Linked DNA regions of Homo sapiens: regions 1, 3 and 4 are each linked to region 2. The links are chromatin loops, found by intact Hi-C in ENCODE. Cell type or tissue: gastrocnemius medialis. All regions are shown on one strand. Region 1 overlaps MYBPC1 (myosin binding protein C1). Region 2 has its middle 15 kb from the start of SPIC. Region 3 has its middle 6.6 kb from the start of ARL1. Region 4 has its middle 27 kb from the start of MYBPC1.

Region 1 (2,500 bases), 130 kb after region 2:
TAATTCCTTTGTCTCACCATGGAAGAAATGATTATCATTACTGACCATCTGTCTTAAGCTAAGGAGCATTAGTCTTTCATAGAGGGAAGTTTCATGAAGGTGGATTAGACAGCTTTGCTGTATATGTTTGTATTGTCATTTTAAAAGTGAACCTTTTATTTGCATAATGAATAAAAAAGTTTAAATTTTGGAATAACTATTTCCTGACTGCAACAAGAAGTTTCTCTTTTTCCTGGACACTGCTCAAAACCATGTTAAGTATCTCTTTGTTCTTGATGTGTCATATTTCATTATCTAATTTCTATGATATTCTTGTGTCCTATACATTAGTAAAATACTTTTTTCTTTCTTTCAGTAGATTGGATTACTTTCCTTCAGCTAACTTGAACTTATGCTCTCATAATGAACGCATAACGTTAGTATACTCACTTTGTCCTTGACCTTCAGTGGCTCCCATGGAGAGTAACATGAATACTAATCCTGGCCACGTGGGCGCAGTTTGAAGGTTATTTGCTTATGGAATGCAGACAGTGCAAACTCCTAGAACTCCTTCCATGGGATGGTTTCAAGGAGGTTTGGGCATCCTGGCTGAAATTATTGTAATATTATTCTCTACAAGGCCAATGGGCATACACCTCTGTTTCCAAATTTGGAAAGGTGTTTGGGCCAGGCTGCAAGGCTCAACCAACAGAGCAGATGATGTAATCCCAGAGGGCAAGCTGTCAAAGTTTAAACAAAGCCTGTGCCTGACCCTTAATTTGAAAAGTCACCATATTATACTTGTATGCTTAAATGAGAAAATGTCTTTCCTTAAAGTCAACCAACCAACAAAAACTCTTTTATTTATGGAGAACACAGCGTGATGAAAGAGCAAGGCTAGATGACTAGGGCATTTTGAAATTAGTAGCATTTTTCTGACGTTTGCAGAAGATAAGCAAAACCATGACCACATGCAGTTGCATGCCCAGGTACAAAAACTGCCGTGTGTGTGTGTGTGTGTGTGTGTGTGTGTGTGTGTGTGTCTGTATATATATTATATAATGGCAAATACATGTATATATATATGTATTTGCCTTACATACCTAGGAAGCAAATCAATTTGGGATAGAAAGTGACATCCCTAAATAAAGAAGGTAAGTGAATGGAAGTTTATAATAAATATACAGTCCTCTTCATCAAGGACAGAGAAAATACCTATGCAAAAAGTAGACACAATAATTACTGCTACTTGGATATCCCCAGTTGAGAAAGGAGCCCTGCACGAGCATAAACAGGATTGATGGGTGCAACCTACCTTTTCTCCAGCATGAGCTAGAACTCTCCTGCTCTCCCTCCCTCCTCCAACTGTCAGTCTATTTTTTTTTTTTAACCATCCAACTCAGGTTTCACTTCTTTGAACAGCTTTCTCCTGACCATCCTGGCTTACTTTTATCTCCCCTTCTTTCTCCTGATTTCTCTTGGACCTGTTGCCTCCATCATTCAATCACTCTTGTCTCCACATAATCGCACATTAATGGTTGACTCCTTTTCCTAACAGGTTGTAAGCTTTTTGACATTGGCCCCCTCATCTTATTCCCTCCAGCATCTGGCAGAGAGCTGCACATAGCAATCATCTAATGAATACTTGCAAAATGAATGAGCAGTTGAATTTCCATGCTGGCTTAGCTGCTGACCATTCAATGGTAATCTGGATAGATTTTTATTTCCATTCAACATGTGTGCTGGGTAGGAGGATGAACATCCTATGTATGTTCTTAGTCACTGAGGGTTAGAATGAGACACTGCTGCAGAACAGAAGGATGATTTCCACTGTAAGACCAACTTGCCTAAAGCTACTGAAAATGGTCTTGCCTGGATTTTGGTACATTTTCAGCACTTTAACTGGTCTTCTATTTAATTGGTTGACATATATTCAATTAATTGCTCCAAATCTGTCACTATTAAGAATATTATTCATCGCAATCCAGCCTTAACATCATTCCCAGATTGATTGAATCATTCTGCAACAGCTCAGAAATGTTCTGAAAATGCTTTTTGAAGCCACAGAGAGTAGATTCTAGAAGATTTAATCTTAGAAGTAGTATTTGTGATTAGATTTGCCAACTTTTTCATATTTGCTAAAAGTCTCTGTCTGGAAAGCAGCCAATTTCCCAGCACGGGGTTTTATGATTGTTTGCTTGCTTGCTTGCTTGCATCTGGCTATCCATCCAGCTATCCTGTTCCTTAATACTGACCACTTTGTCCTGGGACCTGGGCAAAGTCTTCTGGAATTGAAACAAGAGAGATGACAATAAAGAAATGTGTTTAGCCCAACAGCAATAGCAGAAATTAGATGTGCAAATCTCCTTTAGAGGAATCATACCAGGAGGCAATGCCTTTATACAAATAACGCTGTCCTGGCTTAGAATTCTTTCATAATAATTATAGGTAGCAAATTGATGGAACACTAAATATAGATTCTTTTCTGTATGCTCAGTGGGGCCAAAGATTCGCCTTTTAT
Region 2 (2,500 bases):
CCCCGAAAAAAAACTAAAAATAGAATTATATGATCTAGAAATCCCACTTCAGTGTATTAATGCAAAAGACTCGAAATCAGTTTGTGGAAGGGATATCTGCATTCCTATGTTCATTGCAACACTACGCACAATAGCCAAGTTAGGGAATCAATCTCTGTCTATCAACAGATGAATGGATTAAAAAAATGTATTGCATATACATGATGGAATACTATTCAGCCTTTAAAAAGAAGGACATTCTGGCCAGGTGCAATGGCTCACACCTGTAATTCCAACACTTTAGGAGATCAAGGCAGGCAGATCACTTGAAGTCAGGAGTTTGAAACCAGCCTGGCCAACATGGTGAAACCCCATCTCTACTAAAAATACAACAATTAGCTGGGTGTGATGATGCATGCCTGTAATCTCAGCTACTTGGGAGGCTGAGGCAGGAGAATGGCTTGAACCTTGGAGGCAGAGGTTTCAGTGAGCTGAGATGGCACTACTGCACTCCAGCCTGGGCGACAGAGTGAGACTCCATCTCAAAAAAAAAAAGGAAGGAAATCCTGAAATTTGTGACAACATTGATGAAATTGGAGAACATTATGCTAAGTGAAATAAGTCAGGGCTAGAAAGACAAATACCACATGTTCTCATTTATATGTGGAGTTAAAACAATGAACTTATAGAAGTGGAGAGTAGAATTGTGGTGACAGAAGCTGGAGGAGGGGGAGATGGGGAGGTGATGAGCAAAGGGTATACAATTTCAAACAGGGAGAATATGTTTTCTCTTTTTGTGCATTCTATTGCACAGCATGGTGAATATAGTTAATAGTAGAGTGCTGTACATTTCAAATTGCTAAGTAAACTTCAAATGTTCTTACCTCAAAGAAAGTTAAGTATTTGAGGTGATGGGTATGTTAACTAGCTTGACTGAATTATTTCATATGGCGTTCACAAATCATAACATCATTTTGTACCCCATAAATTTTTTCCCCACACAACTCTCTCTTTACAGAACCCATAAATCTATACAATTATAAATAGTCAATTTACAATAAAAAAGAAAAAAACTTTAGTGGGTATCTTGAGTCTGTATTTTCTCTGCACTTCCACTCATGATCTGTAACCATGTGGCATTCAACAGATGACAGCCTAAGGAAAATGCCACTTTCCTTAATGATAATAAAAATCTAAAGCTTACACCTCCTACAAATCCCCTTCGTGGTTGACGTTTTTCTTAGGTAGATCCAGGTGCTAATATTTCTTGCTATCCTGCCACGAAGCCATAGGGAGGTGCTGTTGCCCTGGTATCTATCTGGCACATGGTCTCTTCCCTTGAACTAGCCCAGTGGAGACAGGCTAGAACAGTTAGAGAAGGAAAATAAAAAGACTTTATAAAGGCTAGATACCAGCAAATAGTAAACTGAGGAAGGGACCAGGATATAAGCAGTCTAGCTTGAAAGCTATGGCTTATTCTCCACATTTCACAAAGAACCCTGGAAATAAATGCTTTCTTTCTTCATGCTTGGCAGGTGACTGCATATGTCATTTGTATTACCACAAGGCAGGAAAACTTTCCAGACTACATGGGCCATCTTCAGTCCAGGCCAAGAGCTCCCTGGGCCTGATCTCTGGGAGCTGTAGAATGTCCAGTGTCCTCTTTTCCTTCATGTCCCTCTCTTGTGTGCCCTACCTTCCCCAGGGACTCTGAGGAAAAGACATGATCAATCCAGAGTGACTGAGGGAAGGTGGACTTGATATTGGCCGTCTCCAAGTGTAGTCTATTTCAATCCATGCTCATCTCAAAGCAGGACTGAGATTTACACCCATGCCCCCACAAAGAAAATGCCTTATAAAGCATTAGTAAGAAACATAAATTTTGGCTGGGTGTGATGGCTCACACCCATAATCATAGCACTTTGGGAGGCCAAGGCAGGAGGATCACTTGAGACCAAGAGTTTGAGACCAGCCCAGACAACATAGTGAGACCCCATCTCTATTTAAAATAGCAACAACAGTGAAGTTAAAAAGAAACATAAGTTTTACCAAAGATTGAAAGGGGAAATGACCCCTGGACAATGGGAACTTGAAAAAAAATAATAAAAAAAAGAAAGGAGAAAGGGTAAAAAGGGTGTATCACACAAATCATTCAGCCAACAACTTAATACAATTCCATCAACATTTAGTTCTCCCCATAGTTCCTCCTATAACCAATGCCAGCTTGAGGGGTTCATCTTGACAATTCTTCCCCAAAGCTCCCAGTCAGTTCTAACTCTCTTCCCTAGATTATACAGAGTTGCTTTCTCTCAGGCAGAAGCCTGGGCTCTGCCTTCAGTGCAAAAAGCGCTGACCAAAGCCCATTTCTGTAAGCAGGTTCCTCCTTATAAAGACATGCTCATACCAGTGCTCAGAGATTAAAACCCTCTTCCTCTATTATGAAAAATGATGTCCTATTACAAACAGGGTCATTCTTCCCTGCCATGGCATGTGCACCCACCTGCTAAGGACAAGGAAGGAA
Region 3 (2,500 bases), 76 kb before region 2:
TATGTAGAAAGCTGAAACTGGATCCCTTCCTTACACCTTATACAAAAATTAATTCAAAATGGATTAAAGACTTAAATGTTAGACCTAAAACCATAAAAGCCCTAGAAAAAAACCTAGGCAATACCATTCAGGACATAGGCATGGGCAAGGACTTCATGTCTAAAACACCAAAAGCAATGGCAACAAAAGCCAAAATTGACAAATGGGATCTAATTAAACTAAAGAGCTTCTGCACAGCAAAAGAAACTACCATCAGAGTGAACAGACAACCTACAGAATGGGAGAAAATTTTTGCAATCTACTCATCTGACAAAGGGCTAATATCCAGGATCTACAAAGAACTCAAACAAATTTACAAGAAAAAAACAAACAACCCCATCAAAAAGTGGGCAAAGGATATGAACAGACACTTCTCAAAAGAAGATATTTATGCAGCTAAAAGACACATGAAAAAATGCTCATCATCACTGGCCATCAGAGAAATGCAAATCAAAAGCACAATGATCTCACACCAGTTAGAATGGCAATCATTAAAAAGTCAGGAAACAACAGGTGCTGGAGAGGATGTGGAGAAATAGGAACAATTTTACACTGTTGGTGGGACTGTAAACTAGTACAACCATTGTGGAAGACAGTGTGGTGATTCCTCAAGGATCTAGAACTAGAAATACCGTTTGACCCAGCCATCCCATTACTGGGTATATACCCAAAGGATTATAAATCGTGCTGCTATAAAGACACATGCACACGTATGTTTATTGCAGCACTACTCACAATAGCAAAGACTTGGAACCAACCCAAATCTCCATCAATGATAGACTGGATTAAGAAAATGAGGCACATACACACCATGGAATACTATGCAACCATAAAAAAGGATGAGTTCATGTCCTTTGTAGGGACATGGATGCAGCTGGAAACCATCATTCTCAGCCAACTATCACAAGGACAATAAACCAAACACCACATGTTCTCACTCATAGGTGGGAATTGAACAATGAGAACACTTGGACACAGGAAGGGGAACATCACACGCCGAGACCTGTAGTGGGGTGAGGGGAGGGTGGAGGGATAGCATTAGGAGATATACCTAATGCAAATGACGAGTTAATGGGTGCAGCACACCAACATGGCACATGTATACATATGTAACAAACCTGCACCTTGTGCACATGTACCCTAGAACTTAAAGTATAATTTTAAAAAAAATTGCAACCTACCCTTAGCCTGATGTTTTAATACTTCTCACCAGATTATAATTTACTTGCTTATTATGCTGATTATTTATTGTCTTACATTCACTAGAATGTAAGATCTATGAATGCAAGTATTTTTGTCTATTTGTTCACTATTTTGTTCCTGTACATGGCCATTAAACAAATATTTAAATTACAAAATAAGTTTTTGAGGCCAAGGCCCTAAATATTAGTTTAGTTCTTAAGCATATATTCTGCAATATGATTAAACTTGTTTCCTAAGATAGTCGTAACTGAAGCACTTGTCCTAATTTGATACAAGAAGCCAAACCGTCATCTTCAAGGAAATTGTGATATTTGAAGAGAAGCCACCAGGTGGTGGTGTTGTTTCAGACTAATTCCTACTAGAATCAGGTCAATTGGTCAGTTTACTAAAAGCTGAGAGGGCAGTTTCATCCTTTTCAGATCTTATAGTCCAGGAATCACTAAATTTTAAAATGTGAATGTTTTAATGCAGTTCAAGCAAATAAAATAATTCAAAAACTCCTTTGACTATAAGTCACAATAAGATCAAATAAGCTCAGAATTTTAAAGCTAGAAAAATCCTCAATTTCAGCCACCTCAATTACACATAAAGAAGTAAAAACAAACTAGACAACAAAGCCAGGACAGCAAATTTGATAATTTAACTTGGCCTGGAATAACTAAATTATGATGTCTTTTGTAACTGAGCCATGATCTATACATTTCATAAATTTCTTTTCAAATACATACCTATGCCTCAAGTATTTGCTGTAGTTTCCAAAGAACTTAGCATTTATGTGTGTTCCATTGCCTATTGGAAGTTACATTCTGTTGTTCAGATTTTATTCTACAAAGAAGAAACCCATAATAAGTATAAATATATAAGTATAATATAGGCTTCATAAGGGCTTATAACTATGTATATTTATAATTGTATTTTAAATTTAGGAGCAATTTGAGATCATAAGTAGGTGTGTTGAGTTTCCCAAATTAGGATGTGTATAGTGTGTTTCAAACATGTTTCCTTTTAATGACATGTATTTTGCCAACAAAGCAGAATTTCTCTTTAGACTAAAGGTTGTTATTTTTTCAATTAAGATACAATTCGCATACCATAACTCACCATTTTTAAATGTACAATTCAGTGGTTTTTAGTAGATTCACAAGGTTTGCAACTGTCACCACTATCTAATACCAGAACATTTTCAGCACCCTGAATAGAAAGTCTATACCCATTAAGTAATAATTCTCTAGTCCTTGCCCCAAATTCCTGCCTCTGG
Region 4 (2,500 bases), 78 kb after region 2:
CTATTAAACCTTCTGATGATATAGAGCTTGAGCATTGTAACTAAATCTAAAGGGAGTGAGAAAAAAAACAACAACAAAGGGGCTGGGAGAAATTTTCATTTGACTGAGCTGTTACTAGCTGGGATAATAGAATCATAATATATGACGAGCAAAGACAGCACTGCAGATTTTTGGCCAGGTATTCACTGAAACCATTAGCACTTCGTATGTCAGAAGTTAAAACCTAACCCCATGAGTGAGGCAGTTTGAGCCTATATTTATAACTGCTCTGGAAGTCTGGTGCTGAGATGAAAGATCCTTATTCATTTGGGATCTTAGTCAAGTTCATGTAAATGGAAGGAAAGGGAGGAAGACTCCAGTTAACTGGTGCTAATCTAAGACAGGACTTGGGATCGATGTCTTAACTTGCCACAGAGATATTTTCCAGAGTGGCTACCAAGTAATGTTGAACTTGGAGGGATGTAAATATTGTCCAACAAAGTATAGTGTGGCTTGTTTATTATTTTTTAAGGAGTGGCTTTCTCTTTATTAGTATTTTAAATTTATTCTACTGTCTCTGTCATAGGAAAGGCTTGAAGGCTTGAATATTCCTGAATTGCTTATCTGCAAGGAAAGCTGGCTTTGGGCATGTGTTCTTGGTAATGCTAGTTTTCCTTTTGCTCTGAGGACAAAGTTGGCTAAAACCAAGTGTAACTGGAGTTATTAAGATTTTCTTACTGTACCTGTCACCAGCTAATTCAGACGCCCACTCTGAACATGTCACCAGTCCTGTCTAATGTCTCCTTAGGCAGACCATTATAAATGCCGCAGAAAAACAGGGCGAAACATGAGTTTTGGAACAAAGAGGCTTTTAAAGAGGAAAGCAAAGCAAGAGAATGGAAGACCCCCCATTCACTTGCCTTTTGGTTGGGGTTTTGCAGTTGCATCAGACTCCGGGCACTTAAAACACTTCACTGTCATCTGTAATAGGATAAGGCAAGAGAGGTTCTTTGTTCAGGGTTCAAGTGCTCTCTCGTGACCATCTCAAAATAACCCTGAAGTGTAATACAGTAGGGCCTCACGTAACTAAACCCACAAGTCTCGGACCTGTCATCATTGTCAACCCAATTGTTCTCTCCTCCCCTCTTAGGCAAGCAAAGCACTTGGATAAATTTTTCTGTCAACACTCAAAGTTGCATAAACTCCTTATTTTTACTTTTCCAAATCCAGTAGGAGTTTCTCTGCCAGTTATAGGGAAATATATAGAAGGCGGACATATCAGGTGCTTCTCTTCCAAATAAGCTTTCCTTGTGGCTTACGCTGTTCTTCACTTGGATTTGAACCCGATCAGCGGCTTTCCTTTCACCAAAGGATCTTATTTTTGTAATTTGTCGGACTTTGCAAGAATTGTGATATTCTCAGCCAGCCCTTTCTTCATAAGGCAAGTGTGCCACTGTTCAGCGTGTATTTATTCCATTAGCCAAGTTATTGCACTGAGTTGAGCATTAAAGAAATCTGATCGTTTCCTTGGTCTCTATTTTGGAAGATGCTGGAGATTTATCCTTGGCGACATGTAAACAATATTTAAACAAGGCTAACAAAGAGAAAGTGTTGAGATAGGAAGGTAAAACTGCAAATGTTTTGTTTCAAGTGACATCAAGATGCAATAGAGGAGATGAAAGAGAGGACATTATAAAACGGGTCAGTCTCTAGAGTTAAAACAACACAGAAAACAGCACATGAAATACATGTGTATAGAACGGTGTGAGATTGACAGAAAGGAAGGAAATACACCAATGACATTGAATGCATGGGTAATGGAATTTCAGATGATTTATTTTTTCTTTTCTATATTGCATGGGATTTTAAAATTTCTATAGCTTTTCTATATCTTGTCTACATCTACGTGATTTTACATAATCTTTGCCATCTTTTGCAAGTGCTTTTTGTAGAATAAATTCCTAGAAGAGGAAGTGTTTGTACAAACTAAAGTTTTTAGAAGAGTATAGGCCATTTTTACTTTAGAAATACAGCAAATTTAAATAATAAAATGTTATATAGATAAAACTTCTAAAACTTTTCATTTTCTTTTTAAAATTACTTTTGTCAGTTTCTTTTTTATCCTGGTTACAAGTGGTACACGGTATAAAAAATAAAAACTGTTACCAAGTTAATAAGTAATCCTCCATATTATTATTAACTATAGTAATAACTTTATGGGTTCTATTATAATCCTGGACTCTATCATAATACTGTTATATTACAGGATGTTATTATAATGCTGTTTTGCAATTTGCTTGTTTCCCTCAATGTATCTCAAACACATTACTCCATGTCAATATGTATAATTCTTATCATTTTGATGGTTATATGCTCCTTTGTTTGGGAGAGGGAAGTTTTTTTTCTTTTTTTTAATTTAATTTAATTTTTTATTTTATTTATTTATTTATTTATTTATTTATTTTGAGAAAGGGGCTCACTTTGTTGCCCAGGCTGGAGTGCAGTGGTGCTATTGCAGCTC

Evidence for each region. Hi-C counts contacts between places; a loop is a spot of excess contacts. Peaks named below come from ENCODE experiments on the same cell type or tissue, not always from the same donor. Only the 100,000 strongest peaks of a DNase experiment are listed, where the experiment ranks them.
Region 1: it touches region 2 in a loop (6-fold over the local background); 2 of 110 quality-filtered maps call a loop at or near these places.
Region 3: it touches region 2 in a loop (2.2-fold over the local background); 4 of 110 quality-filtered maps call a loop at or near these places.
Region 4: a loop joins it to region 2, with 4 times the contacts of the local background. A loop is called at or near these places in 4 of 110 quality-filtered maps.

The regions. Positions count from the first base shown.
Region 1 is chr12:101,617,873-101,620,372 of GRCh38, forward strand. All of the region lies in intron 3 of MYBPC1 (myosin binding protein C1), which reads left to right. Among named protein-coding and RNA genes, the nearest start is that of MYBPC1, 24 kb to the left of the region's middle. In gastrocnemius medialis, no CTCF peak of the experiment used is centred here; no DNase peak of the experiment used is centred here; H3K27ac peaks cover 2,500 bases.
Region 2 is chr12:101,489,200-101,491,699 of GRCh38, forward strand. No RefSeq gene overlaps it. Among named protein-coding and RNA genes, the nearest start is that of SPIC, 15 kb to the left of the region's middle. In gastrocnemius medialis, a CTCF peak has its summit at 1,277; DNase peaks (open chromatin) are centred at 1,282 and 2,352; H3K27ac peaks cover 1,508 bases.
Region 3 is chr12:101,413,154-101,415,653 of GRCh38, forward strand. No RefSeq gene overlaps it. Among named protein-coding and RNA genes, the nearest start is that of ARL1, 6.6 kb to the left of the region's middle. In gastrocnemius medialis, a CTCF peak has its summit at 1,557 (motif pointing right); no DNase peak of the experiment used is centred here.
Region 4 is chr12:101,567,086-101,569,585 of GRCh38, forward strand. No RefSeq gene overlaps it. Among named protein-coding and RNA genes, the nearest start is that of MYBPC1, 27 kb to the right of the region's middle. In gastrocnemius medialis, no CTCF peak of the experiment used is centred here; a DNase peak (open chromatin) is centred at 1,046; H3K4me3 peaks cover 1,225 bases; H3K27ac peaks cover 2,500 bases.